3 separate regions of the Homo sapiens genome follow, and regions 1 and 3 are each linked to region 2. A link is an interaction called in ENCODE POLR2A ChIA-PET data of the cell type or tissue named here. Cell type or tissue: MCF 10A. All regions are shown on one strand. Each heading gives the region's core, and the rest is flanking DNA. Links, peaks and the distances in the headings are about the cores only. Region 1 overlaps IFT74 (intraflagellar transport 74). Region 2 overlaps MOB3B (MOB kinase activator 3B). Region 3 overlaps C9orf72 (C9orf72-SMCR8 complex subunit).

The links. Peaks named below come from ENCODE experiments on the same cell type or tissue, not always from the same donor. Only the 100,000 strongest peaks of a DNase experiment are listed, where the experiment ranks them.
Region 1: POLR2A ChIA-PET joins it to region 2 with 5 read pairs; 2 of 35 experiments call an interaction of 5 or more read pairs at or near these places.
Region 3: POLR2A ChIA-PET joins it to region 2 with 5 read pairs; 4 of 35 experiments call an interaction of 5 or more read pairs at or near these places.

The regions. Positions count from the first base shown.
Region 1 is chr9:27,014,237-27,026,267 of GRCh38, forward strand. IFT74 (intraflagellar transport 74) reads left to right here. Exons shown (of 20, transcript NM_025103.4): 11 at 2,671-2,814; 12 at 4,411-4,451. Among named protein-coding and RNA genes, the nearest start is that of LRRC19, 15 kb to the left of the region's middle. In MCF 10A, for the core only: a CTCF peak has its summit at 6,292; no DNase peak of the experiment used is centred there.
Region 2 is chr9:27,493,739-27,505,769 of GRCh38, forward strand. All of the region lies in intron 1 of MOB3B (MOB kinase activator 3B), which reads right to left. Among named protein-coding and RNA genes, the nearest start is that of IFNK, 25 kb to the right of the region's middle. RefSeq lists an enhancer at 951-1,656. In MCF 10A, for the core only: no CTCF peak of the experiment used is centred there; a DNase peak (open chromatin) is centred at 5,953.
Region 3 is chr9:27,554,048-27,556,547 of GRCh38, forward strand. All of the region lies in intron 8 of C9orf72 (C9orf72-SMCR8 complex subunit), which reads right to left. Among named protein-coding and RNA genes, the nearest start is that of C9orf72, 18 kb to the right of the region's middle. In MCF 10A, for the core only: no CTCF peak of the experiment used is centred there; no DNase peak of the experiment used is centred there.

The DNA of each region.
Region 1 (12,031 bases), core at 5,484-7,983, 480 kb before region 2:
TAGTTTTCTGTGTCTGGTTGTCCATCTATAAAGACACTTAATTTTTATTTCCTTGGATCTCTGGTGATGGAAATACGCTTAAAGAAAGAAGGACCACATTTAGTATTAATACAACCAGCTTGCAGAATTCCTCATGGTTCTTTTTTGGAGTGGGTTTGAGAGAGTCAAGTCTTACTTCACTTGGTGAATTTGGTTTCCATAGGAAAAATCATAAGCTATAACCTTAGATTTACTTTTTGTACTGATGCCGTTCTTCTCTGATGTCAGTACATTTATGCCTAAAATAACAAGAGTTTTAAAAATACACAATATGTGCAAATTAAGATAACATGTCACTAATTCTATTTAACTTTTGCCAGATTTCTTTCTTTTTAAAAAAAAAAATTTTTTTGAGACAGAGTCTTGCTCTGTTGCCCAGGCTAAAGTGCAGTGGCACAGTCTTGGCTCACTGCAACCTCCGCCTTCTGAGTTCAAGCAATTCTCCTGCCTCAGCCTCCCGAGTAGTGGGATTACAAGCGTGCATCACCATGCCCGGCTAATTTTTGTATTTTTAGTAGAGACAGGGTTTCACTGTGTTGGCCAGGCTGGTCTTGAACTCCTGACCTTGTGATCCACCCGCCTTGGCCTCCCAAAGTGCTGAGATTACAGGCGTGAGCTATCACGCCCAGCCCAGATTTCTTTTATTTATTTGTTTAGGACTTGTTCTTCAAGAAAATACCTGTCAGATAGTGGTCAATCAACTAGTATTTTTTGAATACTTTATGTTCACTGCTGTACAACGTATTAGGTCATGCTTATTCAGTTCACAAGAGTGGAAAAAATCAGGTGAAGGATTAACATGAGCTTAAGTCTTCCAGAACAATTTTATCAAGATGAAATTCAAACAAATCTATAGGATTGTTAGGCAAAAAGGAGACGATACTATGAAAAAGGATAGCATAAAATATCTGCATTTCTTCTATGTCTTTTTAGCATGGCTTTTTTTAATCTTATCTGATGCCTAATCTGTTACTTGAACTGTATATATAATCCATTGCTTATGGACTTTGAAAAATTATCTCGTCTACTCGTTCCTTTTTTGGAGGTTCCTTCTTTCATACTTTTAGAAGAGAAGAGGTTGGCCAGGCACAGTGGCTCACACCTGTAATCCCAGCACTTTGGGAGGCTGAGATGGGCGGATCACGAGGTCAGGAGTTTTGAGACCAGCATGGCCAACATGGTGAAACCCCATCTCTACTAAAAATACAAAAATTAGCTGGGCGTGGTGGCAGGCGCCTATAATCCCAGCTACTTGGGAGGCTGAGGCAGGAGAATCGCTTGAACCTGGGAGGCGGAGTTTGCAGTGAGCCAAGATCGCACCACTGCACTCCAGCCTGGGTGAAAGAGCGAAATTCCATCTCAAAAAAGAAAAAAAAATGAGGTCTTCCCTTCTAAGAATTTTATTTTGTTCAAGTTGTAGGTCCGGTTTCAAATGTCACTGTTAACTCTTATGTCTTTGTTAACTTTGAAAAGTTATTTACATGTCAGATCCTTAGTTTTCTCATCTGTAAAATAGAGATGATAGTACTATCTTGTAGAGTATCACTTTGGATAGTAGAGATAGCATATAAATAACATGTAGTATAGTGCCTGGCACAGAACAGATGCTCAGTAAACAAGAGTCTCAAATGTCATTTTAATCATCACCAACACCATTCCTACCTTTTTTTTGGTGTTGTTAGCTAATAACATTTTTGTCACATCCTTATTTTTTTCTTTGTGAAAGGTGGGATAGTGGTGAGTACACAGTAACTGTTATTTCATGTGTTCATTTCCTAGTGCTGCTATAATAGAATATCACAAACTGGGTGGCTTAAAAGAAACACAAATTTTCTCACAGTTCCAGAGCCTGGAAGTCTGAAATCACGGTGTCAGCAGAGCCATGCTTCCTCTGAGACTCTAGACAGAATCTTGCTCTGCTTCTTCCTAGCTTCTAGTGGTATCCATTAGCTCTTGATATTGCTTGACTTGCAGCTGCATCACTCCAGTCTTTGCCTGAGTCATAACATGGTATTCTCCCTGTGTGTCTCTGTTGTGTCTGTACTCTTCTTATAAAGGGCACCATCATATTGGATTAGGGCCCACCCCTAATGACCATATCTTAACTTGACTAAATATGCAAAGAGCTTATTTCCAAATAAAGGTCAAATTGACAGGTTTATGATGTTAAGACTCCAGCTTACCTTTTTGAGCAGACACAATTCAACCCACAAAATTGTGGGAAAATATATGTTATGACCTATTTAGGGAAAAATATCTTCTCTCCAAAGATCACTTCTATGGACTTTGAATCAGACATTGTGTTTAAAGTTGTACATATGTTTTGACATTGTCTTTATCCTCCCATTGGTAGAGTTGTCCTATACTTATTCAGGTCTTATATGTAGAAAATAAAATAAACTAAGGCTATCAACTTCTTGTGAATCTTAGACTGAAAATAGCAGGATTTATTTTTATTCTTCCAATTTAGGAATGTGCTTTGTAGCATTATTGAGTACTAATGATATTTGCTGTCTGTATTTAAAGATGCTAGTAGTTTAAATTTACCCCCATTCTTATAAACTGAAACCTATTTTAGAATAATTATTGATAAAATACTAATTAAAACTTTCCCTTCTTATTTTCCTTTAGGAAATAGCTCACTCCCAGGTGAAACAGGAGGCGGTATTGCTGCATGAAAAACTTTATGAGTTGGAGTCCCATCGAGATCAAATGATTGCAGAAGACAAAAGCATAGGATCTCCAATGGAAGAGAGAGAGAAATTACTTAAGCAGGTGGGCAAAACAAACATACTTATTTTAAGATGTCTGGTTTTGGTACATGTATTGATTTGTTTTTTTTAAAGGGATATTAATGCAAGTAGTAAAGCTAGTAAGTGTATTGTCTAAAAATAGTTTATGTGAAGAAATGACTTTTTAATCTAGATTTTCTTCCTCTTTTATTATTATTATTATTATTATTTTTGATGTAGGATCTTGCTCTGTAACCCAGGCTGGAGCACAGTGGTGCAATCATAGCTCACTGTAGCCCTGAGCTGCTGGCCTCAAGTGATCCTCCACCTCAGCCTCCCGAGTAGCTGGGACTGCAGGCATGTGCCAACACACCAATTTTTTATTTTTATTTTTTGTAGAGATAGGGTTTTACTGTGTTGCCTGGGCTGGTCTCCAGCTCCTGGCCTCAAGCAGTCCTCCCATTTCAGCCTCTCCAAGTGTTGGGACTATAGGCACCCAGCCTAGATTTTCTTAATCAAGTATTTCATAGTAACTTAGGTGAAGCTAACTTTTCCTTATTAGGAATACTTGAAACTCTTCTTTATTGGTCATTAAATATTTAGATAATCTTTTTGAAGATATGTTTCATTATTGTTTTGGGCCTTGTATTTAGAAAATGGAGTATCCCAAGGCTAATGACTTTTTGTGGTTGTTATTATCAGTGCCTCCATGAAGAGAATGGAATTAAAATGTCCTGTGAAATTATCGTATGTCCTAAAGTCATGACACATGTAACATGTATTTAGTAGCTTTCTTACTACCCCAGGGGTGGATTTAGTTTAGCTCCAAATTATAATTAGCATGTTGTTTATCCTGACACATCCTAACTATAAGGGCCTTAGGAGAACTTCATATGTATATGGGCACAGCTCCAGTCAGGGACTCCTTTGCCCTTAGACTTAGATCAAGCCCAGTGCATTTAGAAGAAATGTAGGTATCAATTCAGGGACTATTTAATTATTAGAATCATTTCAAAAAGGTATTAAATCTAGAACCTGTGTAGTTCCTTGGAGAGAAATCATTGAAAGATGGGGAGGAGTGATCTTGAGGTACGCCTACCACATAAAATATAGAATGGCTGCTTAAATTTGAATTTCAGATAAGCAATAAATAATCTTTCAGATATATATATGTATATGGAAAAATTATTTATTGCTTGTCAATGATATGGATATTCCAAATATTACATGGTACATATATCCTCTCAAAGGTATTCACTATTTATCTGAAATTCAGATTTAACTGGGCTTGCTCAATCTAGCAACCCTACCTTGTGGGAAACTGAGGGGAATCTCAGAAATCCTAGATGTTTATATCAACTTATCCAGGCCTGAAGATGAGCTATCCTCATGGTGCCTGGAGGGTAGCTGTGAGTATATCAGTTACTACCCTTACTTTGAGGAAAAAGGATGGAATCTGTGAATGGTTCCTTGGTGCTGTTCCCTTTAACTTCAAAGGTTGAAATCTAAAAAATAGATTTCAAGAAAGAGAGTAGATTTGACACTTTAGTACAATTGTACTCTAGAAGGAAATTATCTTTAAGATAGCCTTACAATGAGTTATTTTTTTAAATACTACTTTCTTTTTATGCCTTTGTAGATTAAAGATGATAATCAGGAAATAGCCAGCATGGAAAGACAGTAAGTATCTTTATACTAGGACATTTTACATCCATTTCTCACTTTAAAAATTACATTCTAAAGGTACAGGAGTGGCTTTCATTCTTTCAATTTTACTTATAGCTTTAAATATTTCTTTGAGTGTTTAAGAGCCATTGCATAGTATAATTTTTTTATAAGTATCTTTATTAAGATATACTTTATACCATATAATAGACATATTTAATGTAAACAATTTAAAACATTTTAGTATATTCACAGAAGTGTGCAGCCATCACCTAGATCACCTTTATTTTTCAATTTTTATTTATTTTTATCTTTTTGAGACCAGGTCTCATTCTGCTGCCCAGACTGGAGTGCAAGTGGCATGATATAGCTCACTGTAACCTCAAACTCCTGGGCTCAAACCTCCCAAGTAGCCAGGACTACAGGCACACACCACCATATCTGGCTAATTTATTTTTATTTTTAGTAGAGTCGAGATCTTGCTATGTGGCCCAGGCTAGTCTCCAGCTCCTAGCCTCAAGTGATCCTCCCATCTCAGCTTCCCAAAGAGCTGGGATTAAAGATGTGAGCCAGTATGCCATGCCCCCAGTCAATTTTAGAACTATTCAGTCAGCCCAATAAAACCCTGCACCCTTTAACCATCACCTCCCTTATCCCTCTCCCAGCTCTAGCCATGCCCATTCTGGACATTTCATATATATGGAATCATTCAATATGTGCTTCTGTGTGTCAGGATGCTTTCACTTAGCACAGTGAGCCTTGCTTTCTCGAAGATCAGCTGACTATTGGTATTTGGCTTTATTTCTGGGTTCTCTGTTCTGTTCCAAGGCTCATAGGTGAGCCTTGAAAACTAAGACAAATGGAATATTATTTGGAAATAAAAATTAATAAAATACTAAGCATGTATTAGTTTTTATTAATACTAATACATGCTTAGTATTTTATTAATTTTTATTTCCAAATAGTATTCCATTGTATGGATATACCATATTTTATTTATTTATCAATTAATGGATGTATGGGCTGTTACCATTTTTTTATTATCATGAGTCATGCTCCTATAAACATCCATGTACAAGTTTTTGTGTGGGCATATGTTTTCACTTCTCTTGTATATATACCTAGGAGTGGAATTGCTGACTCATGACTATGTTTAACTTTTTGAAGAACTACCAGACTGTTTTCCAAAACAGCTTTACCATTTTACATTTCATTTATTTGTATTTGAATACATTTATTTGAAATTTGTAAAACAATCATTTTACTACCAGTCACCAGAAAGCATACCAATTGTTTTAATTTAATTTTTTTTTTTTTTTCTGATACAGAGTCCCAGTTTGTCGCCCAGGCTGGAATGCAGTGGTGCAATCTTGGCTCACTGCAACCTCCACATCCTGGGTTCAAGGGATTCTCATGCCTCAGCCTCCCGAGTAGCTGGGACTACAGGCACACAGCACCATACCCGGCTAAGATTGTTTTAATTTTAATCAACTAAGTTGTAAATTAATAAGTAGTCAACAATGACGAAATTGCCTTTTAATGTCTCTCATATTCTATTGTAATGTTTTTGTTGCTGATTACAACTTATGAAATTAAATTTTGGAATCACAGTCTCTAGTATCAGCTGAATTGCAGCCCGTGTCAAGTGTTTTGCAATACTGGCTAAGGTACTAAGAAACTAATTTTTTTTTTCTGTTTTTTGTAACTGTAAGCAAATTTCTATATTCTTATGGCTAAGAGAATATTTTTTTCTTTTAGGAACATTTAAAGCAGCTTTATTTTATCTTTTTTATTTCTTTTTTTTTTTTTTCTTTTTTTTTGAGACAGAGTCTCCCTCTGTTGCCCAGGCTGGGGTGCAGCAGCCCAATCTCGGCTCACTGCAAGCTCCTCCTCCCAGGTTCATGCCATTCTCCTGCCTCAGCCTCCCCAGTAGCTGGGACTACAGGCGCCCGCCACTGCGCCTGGCTAATTTTTTGTATTTTTAGTAGAGACGGGGTTTCACTGTGTTAGCCAGGATGGTCTCGATCTCCTGACCTCGTGATCTGCCCGCCTCGGCCTCCCAAAGTGCTGGGTTTACAGGCGTGACCTACCGCGCCTGGCCTATCTTTTTTACTTCAGTAGTTTTTGGGGAACAGGTGGTATTTGGTTACATGGATAATTTCTTGAGTGGTGATTTCTGAGATTTTGATGCATCCATCAACCAAGCAGTGTCCACTCTACCCACTGTGTAGTGTTTTATCCCTCACCCACCTCTCACTCTTCCCACCAAGTCCCCGGAGTCCATTGTATCATTCTTATGCCTTTACGTCCTCATAGCTTAGCTCCCACTTATAAATGAGAACATACAATGTTTGGTTTTCCATTCCTGAGTTTCTTCACTTAGAATAACTGTCTCCAACTCTGTCTAGGTTGCTGTGAATGCCATTATTTTGTTCCTTTTTATGGCTGAGTAGAATAAACATATATATATGTATGTATATGTATAAATATATATGTATGTATATGTATAAATATATACGCACACACACATACATACCACATTTTCTTTATTCACTTGTTGATTGTTGGCTTTTTGGCTGTTTCCATATTTTTCCAGTTGCAAATTGTACTGCTGTCAACATGCGTGTGCAAGTGTCTTTTCATATAATGACTTCTATTTCCTCTGGATAGATACCTCGTAGTGGGATCGCTAGATCAAATGGTAGACCTACTTTTAGTTCTTTAAGGAATCTCCATACTGTTTTCCATAGTGGTTGTACTACTTTATATTTCCACAAGCAGTGTAAAAGTGTTCCCTTTTCACCACATCCACACCAACATCTATTTTTAAAAATTTTTTAATTATGGCCATTCTTGCAGGAGTAAGGTGGTATTGCATTGTGGTTTTGATTTGCATTTCCCTGATAATGATGTTGAGCATCATTTCCTATGATTGTTGACCATTTGTATATCTTCTTTTGAGAGTCATCTATTCATGTCCTTAGCCCACTTTTCACTTTTTTATGGGATTTTTTTTTCTTGCTGATTTGTTTGAACTTGTTGTAGATTCTAGATATTAGCCCTTTGTCAGATGCACAGTTTAGGAAAGTTTTCTCCAACTCTGTGGGTTGTCTATTAACTCTGCTGATTCTTTTGTGGTGCAGAAGTTTTTTAGTTTAATTAAGTCCCATCTATTTATCTTTGTTTTTGTTGCATTTGCTTTTAGGTTCTTTCAGTTCATGAAGTCTTTGCTTATGCCGATGTCTAGAAGAGTTTTTCTGATGTTATCTTCTAGAATTTGTATGGGTTTAGGTCTTAGATTTAAGTCTCTGATTCACCTTGAATTGATTTTTGTATAAGATGAGAGATGAGGATCCAGTTTCATTCTCCTACTTGTGGCTTGCCAATTATCCCAGCACCATTTGTTGAATAGGGTGTCCTTTCCCCACCTTATGTTTTTTTTGCTTTTTCGAAGATCAGCTGACTGTCAGTATTTGGTTTTATTTCTGGGTTCTCTATTCTGTGCCATTGGTCCATGTACATGTTTTTATGCCAATACAATACTGTTTTGGTGACCTCATAGTCCTTATAGTGTAGTTTGAAGTTGGTTAATGTGATGTCTCCAGCTTTGTTCTTTTTGCTTAGTCTTGCTTTGGCTATGCAGGCTCGCTTTGGGTTCCATATGAATTTTGGATTTTTTTTTCTAGTTCTGTGAAGAATGATGATGGTGAAATGGGAATTGCATTGAACTTGTAGATTGCTTTTGGCAGTATGGTCATTTTCACAATATTGATTCTAGCCATCCATGAGCATGGAATATGTTTCCATTTGTTTTTGTCATCTATGATTTCTTTCGGCAGTGTTTTGTAGTTTTCCTTGTAGAGGTCTTTCACCTTTTGGGTTAGGCATATTCCCAAGTATTGTATTGTATTATATTTTGTTTTATTTTATTTTATTTTCACAGCTGTTGTGAAAGGAGTTGAGTTCTTGATTTCTTTTTTTTTTTTTTGAGACAGCGTCTTGCTCTGTCGCCCAGGCTGGTGTGTAGTGGCGCAATCTTGGCTCACTGCAACCTCCGCCTCCCGGGTTCAAGCAATTCTTCTGCCTCAGCCTCCCGAGTAGCTGGGACTAAAGGCACGTGCCACCACACCGGCTACTTTTTTGTATTTTTAGTAGAGACGGGGTTTCACTGTGTTAGCCAGGATGGTCTTGACCTGACCTTGTGATCTGCCTACCTCGGCCTCCCAAAGTGCTGGGATTACAGGCATGAGCCACCGCGCCCGACCGAGTTCTTGATTTCTTTTCAGCTTGGTTGCTGTTGGTATATAGCGGTGCTACTGATTTGTGTACATTGATTTTGTGTCCTGAAACTACTGAATTTATTTATAAGATCTAGGAGTTTTCTGGTTGAGTCTTCAGGGTTTCCTAGTTATATGATCATATCAAGAGCAGACAGTGACAGTTTGACTTCCTCTTTACTGATGTAGATGCCCTTTATTCATTTCTTTTTTCTGATTGCTCTAGCTAGGACTTCTAGTGCTGTGTTGAATAGAAGTGGTGAGAGTGGGCATCCTTGTCTTGTTCCAGTTCTTAGGGGGAATGCTTTCAACTTTCCCCTGTTCAGTATAATGTTGGCTGTGGGTTTGTCATAGATAGCTTTTATTACCTTAAGATATGTCTCTTCTGTGCTGATTTTGCTGAGGGTTTTAATCATAAAAGGATGCTGGATTTTGTCAAATGCTTTTTCTGCATCTATTGAGATGATCATATGAGTTTTGTTTTTAATTCCGTTTATGTGGTGTATCACGTTTATTGACTTGTGTATGTTCACTCATCCCTGCATCTCTGCTATAAAACCCACTTGATCATGGAGGATCTTTTTGATATGCTGCTGGATTTGGTTGGCTAATTTTTTTTTGAGGATTTTTGCCTCTAAGTTCATTAGGGATGTTGGTCCATAGTTTTCTTTTTTTTGTTATGTTCATTCCTGGTTTTGGTATTAGGGTGATACTGGCTTCATAGAATGATTTAAGGAAGATTCCCTCTTTCTCTATCTTTTGGAATAGTTTCAGTAAGATCAGCAGCAGAGGCTGCCATCTCCCCCATTGAACATAACTTCTTTGGCCTGAAACCACCCCTTCCATCACCCACATTGGCCATAGCCAGCCCCATACAAGAGGAGTCTGAGCTGAGACACGCCTAACCCTGCCCCGACCTGATGGTCTTTCTCTACCCGCCTCGTAGCCAAAGACAAAAGACATAAACTTGTGGCAGGCCTATGGCCTCACCAATCACCTGAGAAACCCAAATATTTATTCAGGTGACCTTAGGGCAAGCTTGTATCCCCCCATACTACTGCAGCTGATGCCCTCTTGAAAGTGCCACCTCCTAGCTGGAGGCCAACCAACACAAACCATTACAGCAATTCATAACAGAACAATCCTGCTCCAAGGGAAGGAGAAAACAACAGCTAATTCCACTGCCTGTAACATCCACACTAACCAGAGGCCCTGACTCTGTTCACATGACAGCTTCACTGCCAGCATAACCAGCATTCAAGAAAACCAGTGCACGAAACAAAACTACAACCAAGAACTCTCACAGAATCCACTTCACTCTTCAGCTACCTCCACCAGAGCAGGTGCTGGTATCCACAGCTGAGACCCTAAAGACAGATCACTTCGCAGGACTCTTCGCAGACCCTCCCAAGTACAAGCCCAGAGCCCGGTAGCTCTGGTGGGTGGCTAGACCCAGAACAGCAATAACAATCACTGCAGTCTGGCTCTCAGGAAGCCCCATCTCTAGGGAAAGGGAGAGAGCACCACATCAAGGGATCACCTCATGGGACAAACGAATCTGAACAGCAGTCCTTGAGTCTCAGATCTTTCTTCTGTCATAGTCTACCCAAATGAGAAGGAACCAGTAAAACAATTCTGGTAATATGAGAAGACAAGGTTCTGTAACATCCCCAGAAGATCACACTAGTACCAGCAGTGGATCCAAACCAAGAAGAAATCTCTGAATTGACAGAAAAAGAATTCAGAAGGTCAGTTATTAAGTTACTGAAGGAGCCAGCAGAGAAAGGTGAAAACCAACTTAAAGAAATTTAAAATACAGGATATGGATGAAAAAAATCTCCAGAGAAATATGTAGCATAAATAAAAAAACAGTCACAACTTCTGGAAATGAAAGACACACTTTGAGAAATGCAAAATACATTGGAAAGTTTCAACGATAGAATCAAACAAGCAGAAGAAAGAACTTCAGAGCTCTAAGACAAGGCTTTCAGAATAACCCAATCCAACAAAGACCAAAAAAGAATTAAAAAAAAAAAAAAGCACAAAGGCTCCAAACAGTTTGAGATTCTGTTAAATGGCCAAACCTAAGAATAATGGGTGTTCCTGAGGAAGAAGACAAACCTGTAAGTTTGGAAAATGTATTTGAGGGAATAATCAAGGAAAACTTCCCTGGCCTTGCTAGAGATGTAGACATCCAAATATAAGAATGTCATGGCTGAGCACGGTGGCTCACACCTGTAATCCCAGCACTTTGGGAGGCCGAGGTGGGCGGAACATGAGGTCAGGAGTTCAAGAGCAGCCTGGCCAATAAGGTAAAACCTTGTCTCTACTAAAAATACAAAAATCCGCTGGGCATGGTGGCACGCACCTGTAGTCCCAGCAACTTGGGAGGCTAAGGCAGAAAAATCACTTGAACCTGGGAGGTGGAGGTTGCAGTGAGCTAAGATCATGCCACTGCATTCCATCCTGGGTGACAGAGTGAGACTCCATCTCCAAAAAAAAAAAAAAAAAAAAGAAAAGAAAAGAAAGAATGTCAAAGATTACAACTGGGAAATGCATCACAAAAAGATCATCACTTAGGCATAGTCATAAGATTATCTAAAGTCAAGACAGAGGAAAGAATCTTAAGAGCTATGAGGCAAAAGCATCAGGTAACCTATAAAGGAAAACCTATCAGATCAATAGCAGATTTCTTAGCAGAAACCCTACAAGCTAGAAGGAATTGGAGTCCTACCTTTAGACTCCTTAAAATAATTATCAGCCAAGAATTTTGTATCCATTGAAACTAAGCTTCATAAATGAAGCAAAGATAAAGTCATTTTCAGAGAAATGCTGAGAGAATTCACCACTACCAAGGCAGCACTACAAGAGCAGTTAAAGGGAGTTCTAAATCTTGAAACAAAACCTCAAAATACACCAAAGTAGAAACTCCTTAAATCATAAATCTCACAGGGCCTATAAAACAACACAATGGAAATGAAAAACTAAGGTATTCAGGCAATAACTAGCACAATGAATAGAACAATACCACATATCTCAATACTAACATTGAATATAAACAGCCCAAATGCTCCACTTAAATATACAGAATAACGGAATGGATAAGAATTCACCAACCAAGTATCTCCCATCTTCAAGTGACTCACCTAATGCATAAGGTCTCACATAAACTTAAGGTAAAAGGGTGGAAAAAGTTATTCCATGCAAATGGTCCCAAAAGCAAGTAGGAGTAGCTATTCTTATATTAGACAAAACAGACTTTAACAACAATTGAAAAAGACAAAGAAGGACATTATGTAATGATAAAAGGACTAATCA
Region 2 (12,031 bases), core at 4,601-7,100:
GAGGAGGATGTATATCGCCTCAGGACCCTGTAATAATTGCATTAATTGCACAAATTGTACAGCATGTGTGTTTGAGCAATACGAAATCTGGGCACCTTGAAAAAAGAACAGGATAACAGCAATGTTTAGGAAAAAAGAGAGATAACCTTAAACTCTGACCACCGGTGAGCCGGGCAGAACAGAGCCATTTTTCTCTTCTTTCAAAAGCAAATGGGAGAAATATCGCTGAATTATTTTTCTCAGCATGGAACATCCCTGGGAAAAAGAATACGCACCTGGAGGTATAGGCTTATAAACAGCCCCCACCCAGGTGCACCTGTCTCTTATGGTTGAGACTGCAGGGGTGAAATAGACCCCAGTCTCCCATAGTGCTCCCAGGCTTATTAGGAAGAGGAAATTCCTGCCTAATAAATTTTGGTCAGACCGGTTGATCTCAAAACCCTGTCTCCTGATAAGATGTTATCAATGACAATGGTGCCCGAAACTTCATTAGCAATTTTAATTTCACCCTGGTCCTGTGGTCCTATGATCTCGCCCTGCCTCCACTTGCCTTGTGATATTCTATTGCCTTGTAAAGTACTTGATGTCTGTGACCCACACCTATTTGCACACTCCCTCCCCTTTTGAAAATCCCTAATAAAAACTTGCTGGTTTTTGCGGCTTGTGGGGCATCATGGACCCTACCGACATGTGATGTCTCCCTTGGATGCCCAGCTTTAAAATTTCTCTCTTTTGTACTCTGTCCCTTTATTTCTCAAGCTGGCCGATGCTTAAGGAAAATAGAAAAGAACCTACGTGAATATCAGGGCAGATTCCCCAATACTGGAGTGCAGTGGCGCGATCTTGGCTCACTGCAACCTCCGCCCTCTGGGTTTAAGTGATTCTTCTGCCTCAGCCTCCTGAGTAGCTGGGACTACAGGCACGCACCACCAAACCTGGCTAATTTTTGCATTTTTAATAGAGACGGGGTTTCACCATTTTGGCCAGGCTGGTCTCGAACTCCTGATCTTGTGATCTACCCACCTTGGCCTCCCTAAGTGCTGGGATTACAGGCGTGAGCCACCATGCCCTGCCAAGAACATACATTTGTAACAGTGCCACCCCTCCCCCTATTCCACATAAGAGTTGTGGTCATGTGACAAATTTTGGATCCTGAAGATCTTGTTAAAATGCAAATTATGATTCAACAGGTCTGGTTCAGGTGATGCATGTGTAGTGAACTGCTGGTGATGCTGATGCTGCTAGTCTGTGGGCCACAATCAGAGTGGCAAGGTTCTTGGGAAAAACTGCTATATATTAAAATAAAATGGGCCAGGCAAGGTGGCTCACAGTGTAATTCCAGCACTTTAGGAGGCTGAGGTGGGAGGATCACTTGAGCCCAGGAGTTCAAGACCAGCCTGGGCAACCTGGTGAGACCTTGTCTCTACAAGTGATTTTTAAAAATCAGCTGGGCACAGTGGCATACACCTACAGTCTCAGCTATTCAGCAGGCTGAGGCAGAAGGATCACTTGAGCCCTGGAAGTCAAGGCTGCAGTAAGCCATGATTGTACCACCACACTCCAGCCTGGTGACAGAGTGAGACCCTGTCTCCAAAATAAATAAATAAATAGATAAATAAATAAATAAATTAATTAATTAAATGAATGGAGCTGAGGGAGTCAGGAGGGACCGTGAGGCAGGGTTAGCTACTCCATCCCTGTTCCTGCATGCCTGAGGGACATTTCCACCATAGCTCGTGCCACACTGTATTAGTTTTCCCATGCCTGTTCCACTAGGCTGGGAGCTCCTTGAAGACAAGGAACCCATCCTGATGGCCCCAAGGGACTGCTGAATTCAATTCAGACACTCAATTCAGGCTATGTGTAAACAAATGAAGAAAGTAATGAATCCATGAATGTATGAAATTCATGTAATGAATGAAATTAAGGGAAATGACTGTTGGTTAGTGTATTAAAGTCTAAATGGGTTCAAACTTCCTGTTTCCGAATTACTGGACTAACTTCATATATTACCAGTATTGAGAGTATTAAGTGCTTTATTGTTTGATATCCAGGCAAGAGAACTATCAGGAAAGATTAATCCTGGACATTCACTTTAGAAAGATAAAGTTTCAAGAGTTCCCTTTACTGTAACACACAAAAGAAAGACCCAGAACTCCCTTTTCTCAAGGGACATCTCCTATCCTGGAGGAACAGTAAGTACAGTTCCCAGCATATCACTAGGACAACATCATTTACAAAACAATCATGCTGGCAGCATACTGTTATAATTAGCATAGATTCTCTTCTAAGGCACATAGAAGCGTTATCTCTCTATGCTAATCACTTTAAAGGTTCTGTAAGCAATATCACTAAAAACGAGCAAAAAAACTCTCATTACTTGTATGACAAAATACAGCAAGTATTCCAACTGAGTTGTCACATCAGTGTCCATTTTTACAATTAACTCATGCTGTGTTTACATGCTTAATCCTACTGCAGGAACAAGTGGAGATTAAGTTTGCCAAGTAAACCACTATAGCAAAGTCTGGTTTTATTGCCAGGAGATAGAAACCTGTTAAACTCAGAAGGACCACTGAAAGTGTTAAGTTTCAATGGACAGCAATAGGAAGCACTTGCCCAAACGTGATCTATTTACATAGCATGCATTCTTCTGATCAGACTCTCAGGTTATTCGATTGGTCAGTTCAGGGCCTGCCTTCCTATGGCTCTTTTGTTGCAAAGTGGGACGTCACATGTAAGGACAGTATAATGTCAACTTCTAAACTTCTCCAGGTACATGTAAAAGTTTAGTTCTACAGCCTAAATATTAAAAAATATGGATGTGGTTAACCGTGGTTCATCTCAATAGAATAATAGGACTCCAATAAATATGAGGCATTCCATTTAAAATAGGGAAACTGTAATTAGGTGTGTTTTAAAATTTAGCTCTGGTTTAATCAAGTCAGCCTAAGCAGTCCAACATATTAGTCTTTGTCAGTAAAGGAATCCATCCACTCTAAACTCTCCCTGGGCTTCTGAAGAACTTTAAAATTGTTCATTAATTAATGCTTTCAGCACTCCTACAGCCTCATTATGCTGTTGTTATTAAGCATTTTATTTTCTTGGTCCCAAGGGTTCCCAAAGCAAATACATGTTCCCCAGCAGACATTTATGTTTTCCTCCAGAAGAGTTGGTTTTCCATTCTTGATCTAAAACAAATGTTAATTAAAACGATGGTTAATATGGCCCACACTTTTCCCAAACATTTTCAAAGTTGGCAGCATTCCATTCTCCTCTTCCTATATTCCAAGAAACTCCAGCAAGTGATTAGTCTTCTTCATAGAGTAAAAATATCTAGACAAAAGCAGTCAAAGAATATTCTGAGTAGCTTCCCAGAAAGATATTCTTAGAAAAGCTCCCTGTTTGGGGCTCTTATACATCAGAGAGCTTCAATTCCTACAAACTTTGTGGAGGTTACTTTAAAGGCCAACTACCTTTTGACTCACAAATCACTTCTGGGAAATTTTCCTAAGGAAAAAGCATAGATTTCCACAAAGCTTGGATGTGAAAGCTTGTGAATGTCTTTATCACAACATTGTTTAATATTTAAATTCAGAAAAACCTAACTTCCCAAAAATCATGGAGTATCCATACTATAGAATTCTATATAGACATATGAAAAGCTTTAATAAAATATTTAAGGATATTAAAATATTTATGATTTAGTATTATACAAATATAAGAAGACAATGAGAATAATTTCTAGAATTATCACAATTTCCTAAAAAATATATATACATATTTGACTGTAAAGAAATAAACTCAGAACTTACTAATAATTATGTCTAGTTTCAGGTGATTTTAATTTCTTTTCTGTACTTTCCTAAATTTTTGTAGTTTTATATGTTCTAAATTAAATATATATTACTTTGTAATTAAAATATAAAATGTTTTACTTATTCCTTTCTCTTAGCAATGTGAATATAGTCTTCCTACATGGGGAATTAATCACTAGATTAGTAGGAAATTAATGAAATTAACAATGGATGAACAAAAAGTTAACTTACCACATACATTTGGCTTTAACTTCTTGTATGTAAATAAATTCCTCCCAGTAGATTCTCTACCAACTACCTCCAGTTTCTATTAGCTGATCCTTGTTTAGAAGCAGTCCACTGATTTTTAGTAAATCAAAATGAAACTCCAAGAAAGACAAGAAGATGAAATGTGAAAAGGAAGCTGGCCTTGGTGCTATGCACAGTGATGGAAACCATGAATATGAATAGATGGAGCATTCGGATAGCAGGATAATAGAAGAGGGAAATGCATTCATTTGACAGCTGCCAACTCCCCCTCCCTGCACTGTCACTTCCCGGCTGCCCACCCCCTTCTCCAGGCCTTGATTCCCAGCCCACAGAAACGCCGTGGTGCGTGTAGCCTCTATGGTGTTCTCACACTCCAAAAGCGCAGAAAATAAAAGGCCACTATGTTGAAAGCTTGTGCCTCATAGAGTAACAACAGTGCTAAAAGTGCTTAAAAATACGTTACTACTTTTCATATCAATCACAGCGTTTTCCAAGCTACTCCCCAACCTACTGTGAGGTACAAGGGTGAGCATTGTTTAATTGGCTTTGGGAGTCGTATGAGCTGTGCGAGACCTTTAATTAGAGGAGCTGGTGGAATAAGCGTGTGATGTGTGTGTTAGGGAGGGGTGGGCTGGTTCTGCCATGGTCTTTGTAATCCCTTTGCAAATGCACCTTTGGACAAACTTAAAAGAAAGTAGAGGAAAGTTAGAAGAACTTGCTTCTTACTAAAAGAAGTTCAAGGTAGCAGTACCCTAGGTTTTGTTCATGTGCCTAATCTCTGAATTCAAATACCACTTAATAATGATGCTTAAACTGTTTATTCTCAATGTCAGAATGTTCTCATCTAGGTCAACAGAGAAAACCCTGATTTGTAGTACTGGGGTCTCATCCCAGAGACTGTTGGTGCTGAGGCACATGCACCATTGAAAGGGGAAAGTTATTCAGTACTAGCAGCAGTTGCTATGTAGAGATAAAGACCTGACATTGCTGGATCTTATGATTCTTTAAGCGTAATTGGAAATCTATTTTTTAGGTGAAATCTGTATTTTTATAGGTTGATAACTTAAAAGAAAAATCAACACTTTCTATGAGCAAACAAAACATCTCTGTGGGCCAAAATAGGCCTGTGGACCTCTGATTCAGGAAGAAGAGGATCTTAACACAAGATTTTTTAAGCACATTTTAAAGTGCACCAAATTTATCTGTATATGCATAAATTATTATCCAATAAATTCAGTAGAAAAGAACCATGAATTTAAATTCTAAACCACCTGACCAATTTATCTGAATCAGCTCCTAAAATCATTTTGGGTCTATTTTCCTCCTTTAATTAAAATAAGAATAATCTACTAAAGTTTTACAATTTAAATATTGACAATTATATTTATTTTTGCATCTCAGAGCCACTGCTGATGTATTTCTTTTATGTATGAAGAGACTGAGGAACAAGGAAAAATCACAGAAAAGCCAGAGGATGAAGCTGGAATGCAAGAGTCCTGTCTCTTTATGATTCAACAATCAAATAAAAACCTTCTCTAAAAAATGACCAAGAAAGCAAGCTTATTAGGTTCATGAACAGAGTCATCACGTAAACAAATTACTTCTATAATAGTCCCAGTAAAATGATCTCAGGTTCTTATTTAAAACTCATGGAAAGGAAATATGTCAGGTTAAGACATCTTTATCTGTTTTTAACAACTGGAATATTAATCATATCTAATTCAATGTATATTTCAAAATGAGTAACTCACATATTCACAGCACTGTCCAAATTAATGAACAGGTCCCATTACCTAGGACTCATACTTTAACATTTACTAATTCGCTTTCCACACTGCCATTTCTCGTTAGAATGGCAACTTCTAGTTTGTGAAGGAAATGAGTCATTCCATGCAACTATCCCACCTTCTGAAGGACAAGTCACAGCAGGAAATGAATGGCTTTTGGTTTTTTTTTCTGCACTAGTACAGAAAAACAATGTATCTAATACTGAAGGATCTGAACTTTGGGACAATCACTTTTTCTAGATATTGTTTGCAACTTTCAGAACATTCTTATAAATTAATGTAAATTAGAATTATAATTTTGCCATTGTGTTATGTTGAAATGAAATCTACAGCTATCACTAAATGTTTATGAATTTTCCATCTACAATCAACCTTTCAATTAGTCTTATACAAAGTCGGTCTCAAGTTAGATTTCTGGTTTTTACATCTAACTTAAATGCATCTTGTGGTTAAATGCTGTGGAAGGTTTGACTAGACCTCAGAACTATCAATAACTTATAAATAATGGTTAAAAATCACCATTAAAGTGTGTATAGCAGAAACCTAGAACTGAAATTCACTTGAATTGAGTCTGGTTCACCTTATTTAGTTTCTTCCTTATTTAGTTTCAAATTCCCTGTGCTGGGTTGGGGGGTGGGGAGAACCCTGTGACTTATAGATATATAAAGTGTCTTGTGAGAAATGCAAAATTCCTTCGTAAAACTACCTTATCATGCTGTCCAAATTATAGAAAGCACAAACAAGTGTCCTCACTTAGACAAAAGGCTACAGTAACCAAAACAGCATAGTACTGATACCAAAACAGAGATATAGACCAATGGAACAGAACAGACGCCTCAGAAATAACACCACAAATCTACAACCATCTGATCTTTGACAAACCTGACAAAAACAAGAAATGGGGAAAGGATTACCTATTTAATAAATGGTACTGGGAAAACTCGCTAGCCGTATGTAGAAAGCTGAAACTGGATCCCTTCCTTACACCTTATACAAAAATTAATTCAAGATGGATTAAAGACTTAAACATTAGACCTAAAACCATAAAAACCCTAGAAGAAAACCTAGGCAATACCATTCGGGACATAGGCATGGGCAAGGACTTCATGACTAAAACACCAAAAGCAATGGCAACAAAAACCAAAACTGTCAAATGGGATCTAATTAAACTAAAGAGCTTCTGCACAGCAAAAGAAACTACCATCAGAGTGAACAGGCAACCTACAGAATGGGAGAAAATTTTTGCAATCTACCCATCTGACAAAGGGTTAATATTCAGAATCTACAAAGAACTTAAACAAATTTACAAGAAAAAAACAAACAACCCCATCAAAAAGTGGGCAAAGGATATGAACAGACACTTCTCAAAAGAAGACATTTATGCGACCAACAAACATATGAAAAAAAAACCTCATCATCACTGGTCATTAGAGAACTGCAAATCAAAACCACAATGAGATACCATCTCACACTAGTTAGAATGACGAACATTAAAAAGTCAGGAAACAACAGATGCTGGAGAGGATGTGGAGAAATAGGAATGCTATTACACTGTTGGTGGGAGTTTAAACTAGTTCAACAATTGTGGAAGACAGTGTGGTGATTCCTCAAGGATCTAGAGCTAGAAATACCATTTTACCCAGCGATCCCATTACTGGGTGTATACCCAAAGGATAATAAATCATGCTACTATAAAGACACATGCACACGTATGTTTATTGCGGCACTATTCACAATAACAAAGACTTGGAACCAACTCAAATGCCCATCAATGATAGACTGGATTAAGAAAATGTGGCACATACATACCATGGAATACTATGCAGCCAAAAAAAGGATGAGTTCATGTCCTTTGCAGGGACATGGAGGAAGCTGGCAACCATCATTCTGAGCAAACTACCACAAGGACAGAAAGCCAAACACTGCATGTTCTCACTCATAGATGGGAACTGAACAATGAAAACACTTGGACACAGGGAGAGGAACATCACACACCAGGGCCTGTCATGGGGTGGGGGGTGGGGGGAAGGATAGCATTGGGATAAATAACTAATGTAAATGATGGGTTGATGGGTGAGGCAAGTGAATCACTTGAACCCAGGAGGTGTAGGTTGCAGTGAGCCAAGATCGCCCCACTGCACCGTAGTCTGGGCGACAGAGTGAGACTCTGTCTCAAAAAAAAAAAAAAAAGTGCTATTTGTGAGATAGGGATCTACATGAGCAATTTAATGTACTTCCAGCAAGGGAAAGTAGGGAATCGAAACTGTTAGGGTAGACTTTTGTTTACTTGACAAAAAAAAGAGAAGTTATTAGGCAAAAGGAATTTTAAATATTACAGTTCAAGTTTTACCTGTGTAGTCCTTGATGCTCTTTCAGGAAAAAAACACTCACTCTCAACAAAAAGGGCAAAGACTAGAATCTGACCCTGTTTGTCCTTCCCTTTTTTTGCCATCAATTTGCCTCTCTTATTTCTTCCATATATACACGATCCTTCTCCCTACAAATGTGACAGATCTCCAGTTTCTAGTCATGATTTGCTAAGCATAGTGCTGCATGCTCTACTTACATACTTCACTGCCTGTTTTCAGATCAAAAGAGACAATGAGCGAATTCTCCATTTCAAAACCACAGCAATCTTTATATCCTCAGGTCCAGCACTTTAGGACCTGGAGTCATTGATCTAGGTCTCCCACACAATATCAAACCAAATAATACTTAATACTAATTCCAAATACCTCTTCCCTATTCATATACTTATTTTAGGATTTAATTTATCTTTCACTCTTTCTGTGAAGTCTAGGGACTGGACAGCTACCTCTTCAACTTGTCATCCTGTACTTAGCATTTTACCTCTGAATAACTCACAAACTACAGTATACCCCAAACCAGATTAAAGGTATGCATTGGATATAGTGTTTAAGCACAAAAACACCCATCAGCCAACTGAGGACTGTTGTGTGAAGACTAATGTCCTGAGATGGCCAAGTACACATCAGGTGTCCCTTTCCTCCCCAGGAACACGGCCAGGGCAGCCATCAGCTAAGGAGACAGAAGCTTTTCTGGCTTCAGAATCTTTCTTAACACAGCCTCTCCAGGCAGCCACTACTGAAGGGTCAGACTTGGTCCTCCAGATGAAAAGCTTTTGTCATGTGGCCTCCAAGCCCTCAATCCACCAGGATGCCCAAACTAAATTCTTACAGATGGGAGTATCTTCAGTCTTTCTAAAGAGAATGTCACAGGAAAGTAGGCAGGAATCTCTTTTTATCCAGGTTTTAGCCTAAGTGTTAAGATCAGCAATTCTAAAACATGGTGTCAGCCCTTTGTGACAAAGTCCTCTATTATCCTGTTCATCTCCCTGCTGAATTCTTAGCAACCTCTCTCAGAGATCTGCAGACCCTTTTTCTTGGGGGAAAGAGGTAGTTTCCCAAAGCTGTAAGTGTTAGTTCAGAGAATGAGAGATGCTGACTTCATTGTTTCCCAATTCAGTGAAGCAGGAGCCGGACTTCAGGCATCTAATTCTCCTCAAATAAAGAGCTAGGGGTGACTAGACTGGAGGAAGAACATGACACACGTGTGAGGTCTAAGAACCAGAAGAAAAAAGGAGGGAAAGGGAAGGACTGGGAGTTGAAAAAATTTCAATTTGCCTTTACATGGTACCTATATTTCACTAGAGGAAAAATTGACCACGAATGTCAAATGTAGTAACTTTTCATTTCAAGTTCTTGTCCTCTCCATCTGCTCCAATTCAGAGCCCAAATGCCCGAAAAGGGCAAGATAAGATAAAGTAACGAGACCATCAACTTCTCGCAAATTAATAAGTTACCATAAATGAAAATCAAAGTGGAGGCGGATCCAGCCCCAACTGGCTGCTGTTCTTTGGGAAGGAGAGGTGGCCACTGTCCTAGAAGGCGGCCCTGCCTTCTCCGTCAGCAGCAGCCTCAGTCAGCTCTCCTGCGCTCCTGTCTCTTCTTCCTGCATACTCTGCCCCAGATTCTGACTTGAACCTTGCTAAAATACTGATTAGCCCTCTGTAAAGTTTGGCTGTCCAGTGGCACCAGAATCATAGAATAATCAGGGTAGTGGACCCTGTAATGTGCCATCAGATTCCTTTAGGACTAGGGCATTTATTCTCCCAGTTGGGAGTGTTAGAGGCTGGCAGCTTTCAGCTGAGGGCCTCTCAAAGAAGCATGCTTAGTTAGAGAGAGCCACCGCCCTGGAGGGAGTTTGCCCTCTTGGGATTGGGCAACCCACAGCCAATGACTGGCTGATGGAGAAACATAAAGGCCTTGCCCCCTTGCCTTAACTCGGGACCACTCTTCAGGCTGTCCCGGCTCCAGAGCCCCCTGTGCATCACAGCCATCTTCTCCCTCTGTTCCGTTCTCCTGCTTTCATTCCCCTGCCAGTCCTTGTGGCCATAAGCAGTCCCTAATGAACCTCCTACTTGCAAATCACAGGGTCTCAGAGTGAGATTCCTGGATAACTGAACTGTGACCATCAGACACAAAGTACAAATAGTGCTTCATCATCTTTTGCTCAACTTTAAATTCATACATTATTTACTGACATCCCTAATGCTTGCATCAGCCACATTTATACGTTGGTATTCAGCAAACACAAGAGGACATGGCTAGGCTGCCTGTCCCCCAGTCCAGTGATAACAATGCTACTGCAGGATTTGCACCATGATTTTAAAAGATGCAGTCCTCATTTTGTGTGGTTCTGATATGCACCCATTTCAGTGAGCACAATTTAAATGACACCCATCCTACAACAACCCTGTTCAAATTTCAGTTACCACAAGATATTATAGTAGTAACTGAATGAAGTATGCTCTTCAGCCCACACTACAAAAATGACAGATGCATAGCACAACCAGTGGCCAATCACATCACTTCTTTCAAAGACTGTCAGTGACTGGCCTGGTCACTGCACATCTGAGCAGTAGAGTGATACTTGGCCCTGGGGCTTGGGGAGATAAAGGAAGGACAGCAAGAAAGCAGGGCACACTAGCCAGAGGGTGGTTATGGATGACCTCCTTGACTATCAGAGTCCTGAACAGGAGCAGGGCCTTAGAAGGGGTCTGGAAGCATGTCAATCCATCCACATTCAAGCACAGGAAAAGTGGGACCAATATCAAACCTCATTATTCATTTCCCACCCCTACTGTAACACATTACCACAAACTTAGTGGCTTCAAACATCATAAGGTGATTTTACAGTTTGGAGGTCAGGAGTCTAAAATGGGTGGCAAGGCTGTGTTACTGCTGGAGGTTCTCAGGGAGAATCCACTTCCTTGCCTTTTCTAGCTTCTGGAGGCTGCCTGCATTCCTTGACTTGTGGCCCCACATCACTCTGACCTCTGCTTCTGTCATTGCATCTCCTCAGACTCTCGCTTGCCTGCCTCCTTCTCATAAGGACCCTGTGGCTACACTTGGCCCACCCTGATAATCCAGAACAATCACCCATCTCAATATCTTTAGTGTAATCGCATACACAAAATTTCTTTTGGCATGTAAGATAACATATTCACAGGCTTTATGGATGAGAATGTGGACATCTTTGGGGAGCTATTATTTTACCTACCATACCGCATCATGTTTTTGCAAATGACTGGTGTTCTCCTGGACAATGTCCTGCATTCAGCTGCTAGAATGACAGGGCTGCCTGCAAACATCTGTGTCCGTACCTAGACCTCCCCGGGAAAGGGCAAGAGTGAAGGAATGACGGCCTGGTGTTCCTGCCCCAAATCAGCTTTTCCCAAAGGGCTGCTTAAGACTCTAGTCCCTAGATACATTCTACATTAAAACCTACCACTTTCCCGTGAATGTGGGAAGTACTGCATTCACACTCTCCTTCTTGGACACTCACAATTCATATTAGCATAACAAAGATCCTGAGATGTTCTGCAGTAAAGAAATCTCTTTGACTTGCTTAACTCTGAGTTTTCTAAATGTATTTTCACATAAAATAAATTTAGGAAGAAGTTGGGAATGCTGTACTAGCTTATATTCCAACTCTGGCCAATGCTGTGCAAACAGTTCTGCATGAAGTCCACAGACCTCTCAGGCCCTCTTGAAAGCTTAATGCATGAAGCTGTCTTACCAGAATTATATTAATTCTCCTGGAGTGGTTTCTTCTCTTGCACCAGCCCTTGGATGCACTTTGGCAAACCCTGAA
Region 3 (2,500 bases), core at 1-2,500, 56 kb after region 2:
CACTTATACACTGCTGGCGGGACTGTAAATTAGTTTAGCTATTATGAAAAGCAGTTTGAAGATTTCTCAAATAACTGAAAATAGAACTACCATTCACCCTAGCAACCCCATTATTCTATATGTACCTAAAGGAATACAAATTTTTCTACCATAAAGACACATGCATGTGTATGTTCATCACAGCACTATTCATGATAACAAAGACAGGGAATCAACCTAAATGCCTATCAATGGTAGACTGGATAAAGAAAATGTGATACATATACACCATGGAATACTATGCAGCCATAAAAACCAGATGGAGCTAGAGGTCATTATCCTAAGTGAACTAATCCAGGAACAGAAAACCAACTACCGCATGTTCTCACTTCTAAGTGGGAGCTAAACACTGAGTATACATGGACACAAAGAAGGAAACAGCAACACCAGGGCCTACTTGAGGGTGGGAGAAGGGTGAGGATCAAAAAACTACCTATTGGGTACTATGCTTATTACCTGGGTAATGAAATCACCTGTACACCAAACCCTCATGACACGCAATTTACCTGTATAACACACCTGCACATGTACACATGAACCTAAAATAAAAGTCAAAAAAAAAATTCCAGTGACCAATTTTTCATGTATTGGCAGTGACTGGAATTATTTTAAAAAGTTAAAATTAAAAATAACAAACATAATTAACATGTAAAAACATATACTTAAAAGTAAAATGACTCTGTGACAATAGACTTAACACACAATCTAGTGGCTGAAAATACTATTTTTTGGACAATTTTATGTTTAGAAAATTTAGAGCTGGATGCAAAATTTAAAAATTCAGGATATTATTTTGTCATGATCAGCAAAATGAGAATAGCTGTCTAACTGTAGTTTGTCAAATCAGCAAAACAAACATAGCTGGCTAAAAATGATTAAGAAATGTTAAAATACACATACATCCTCTAAAAAACAAAACAAAAATACCAAATGGTTGCAAACCCATTCTGCAGTTCACTAAATTTCCTCAAAAAAGCTCCCAAGTAACCAATCAAAAAACGGAAAAAATACTAAGCACTTTAGGAAAAAAGAAAATGTTTCAAGGCACAGATTAATTAGAAAACTTCTACATGTCTACTAAAATTTACCAATATATAAAAACTTACTGACATGTAATTTCAGTTGGACCAATTCATTTTCTAAAACATTCCCCTACTACTTTCTCAAGAACCAATAAAAACTCTGGAGAACTAGGAAAAAATGGGTCCTATATTAAGTCATCTTTCTGCACCTTGAGATGTATAAGGCTGGGGGTCCCTTGAACAAGATATTCCTATTCTATGCTTTTGGTTAACACTTACTGTGTAATTACTGGTGCTCCACAGGTCTGTTACCTAAGCTCAAACTGATTCTGTAGATACATAGGTCAGGCTTATTTGCCCCAATTTTTCTATTGCCTTACACACTTAGACCTGGGTTATTACAGTTAACACTTACTGTTACCTTCTATGTGCCAGGCATTATTGCAAGCATTTTTTTTTTTTTTTTTTTAAATAAGACAGAGTCTCGGTGTTCCCCAGGCTGGAGTACACTGGCACATCATAACTCCCTGTAACCTCAAACTCCTGGGCTCAAAAGATCCTCCTGCCTCAGCTTTCGGAATAGCTAGGATTACAGGCACACAGAAACACATTCCAATAATTCTTTTTTATTTTTTGTAGAGATGGGGTTTCACTATGTTGCCCAGGCTGGTCTGGAACTCCTGGCCTCAAGTGATCCGCCTGCCTTGCACTCCCAAAGCTCTGTTCTTACAGGCATGAGCTACTGTGCCTTTTTTCAACTGATAAAAGAGAAACACAAAAGTATACTATAATTCTTTTCCTGATTTCAGAACATCTTTTAAGTGTTTACTTAGGGTTTTAGGATTATAGATTTATCATCATCATTTTTTTTTTCAAGTTGGGTCCATGCTCAACAATTAATTATCATTACTTTTCCTTTTGAATTTACTGTTCAGGCTTTTTTTTTTAAAAAAAAATAAGAAGTGAATAACAATATAAAATGCAAAGTAAAAAAATGTTCCATTAATATATTTTAACAGTTTTGCTGTATTTTATATTCATATGTCAAGAAAAAAAAGACTTAGAATTACTTCTTTGGTTTTGTTAATAAGTCCATTCAATAACTGTTACATAATAGACTATACACAATGTAGGGGCTGGGGCTGGGGCTGTCTGGTTGGCCACTATTAAGCCCGGTACCTAGAACAGTGCCTAGGAGCTCAATATATATTTATTAAACAAATAGTTAAATATTTACTTTAAGGGTTAATCTTACCTATTTTAGGGTAAACACAATTGTATGGAAAAAGAAGAACATTTAAGAAAAAAATGCTTGATTAAATGTTTCTTCAAGCATAATTCTGCTGGTAATATTTCTTTCTTTTTAAATGCAACTTCTGTTTTGTTTTTATTCGTAAAAGACACAATTTCATATTGCTTGACTACAGTACCAGCAGGCA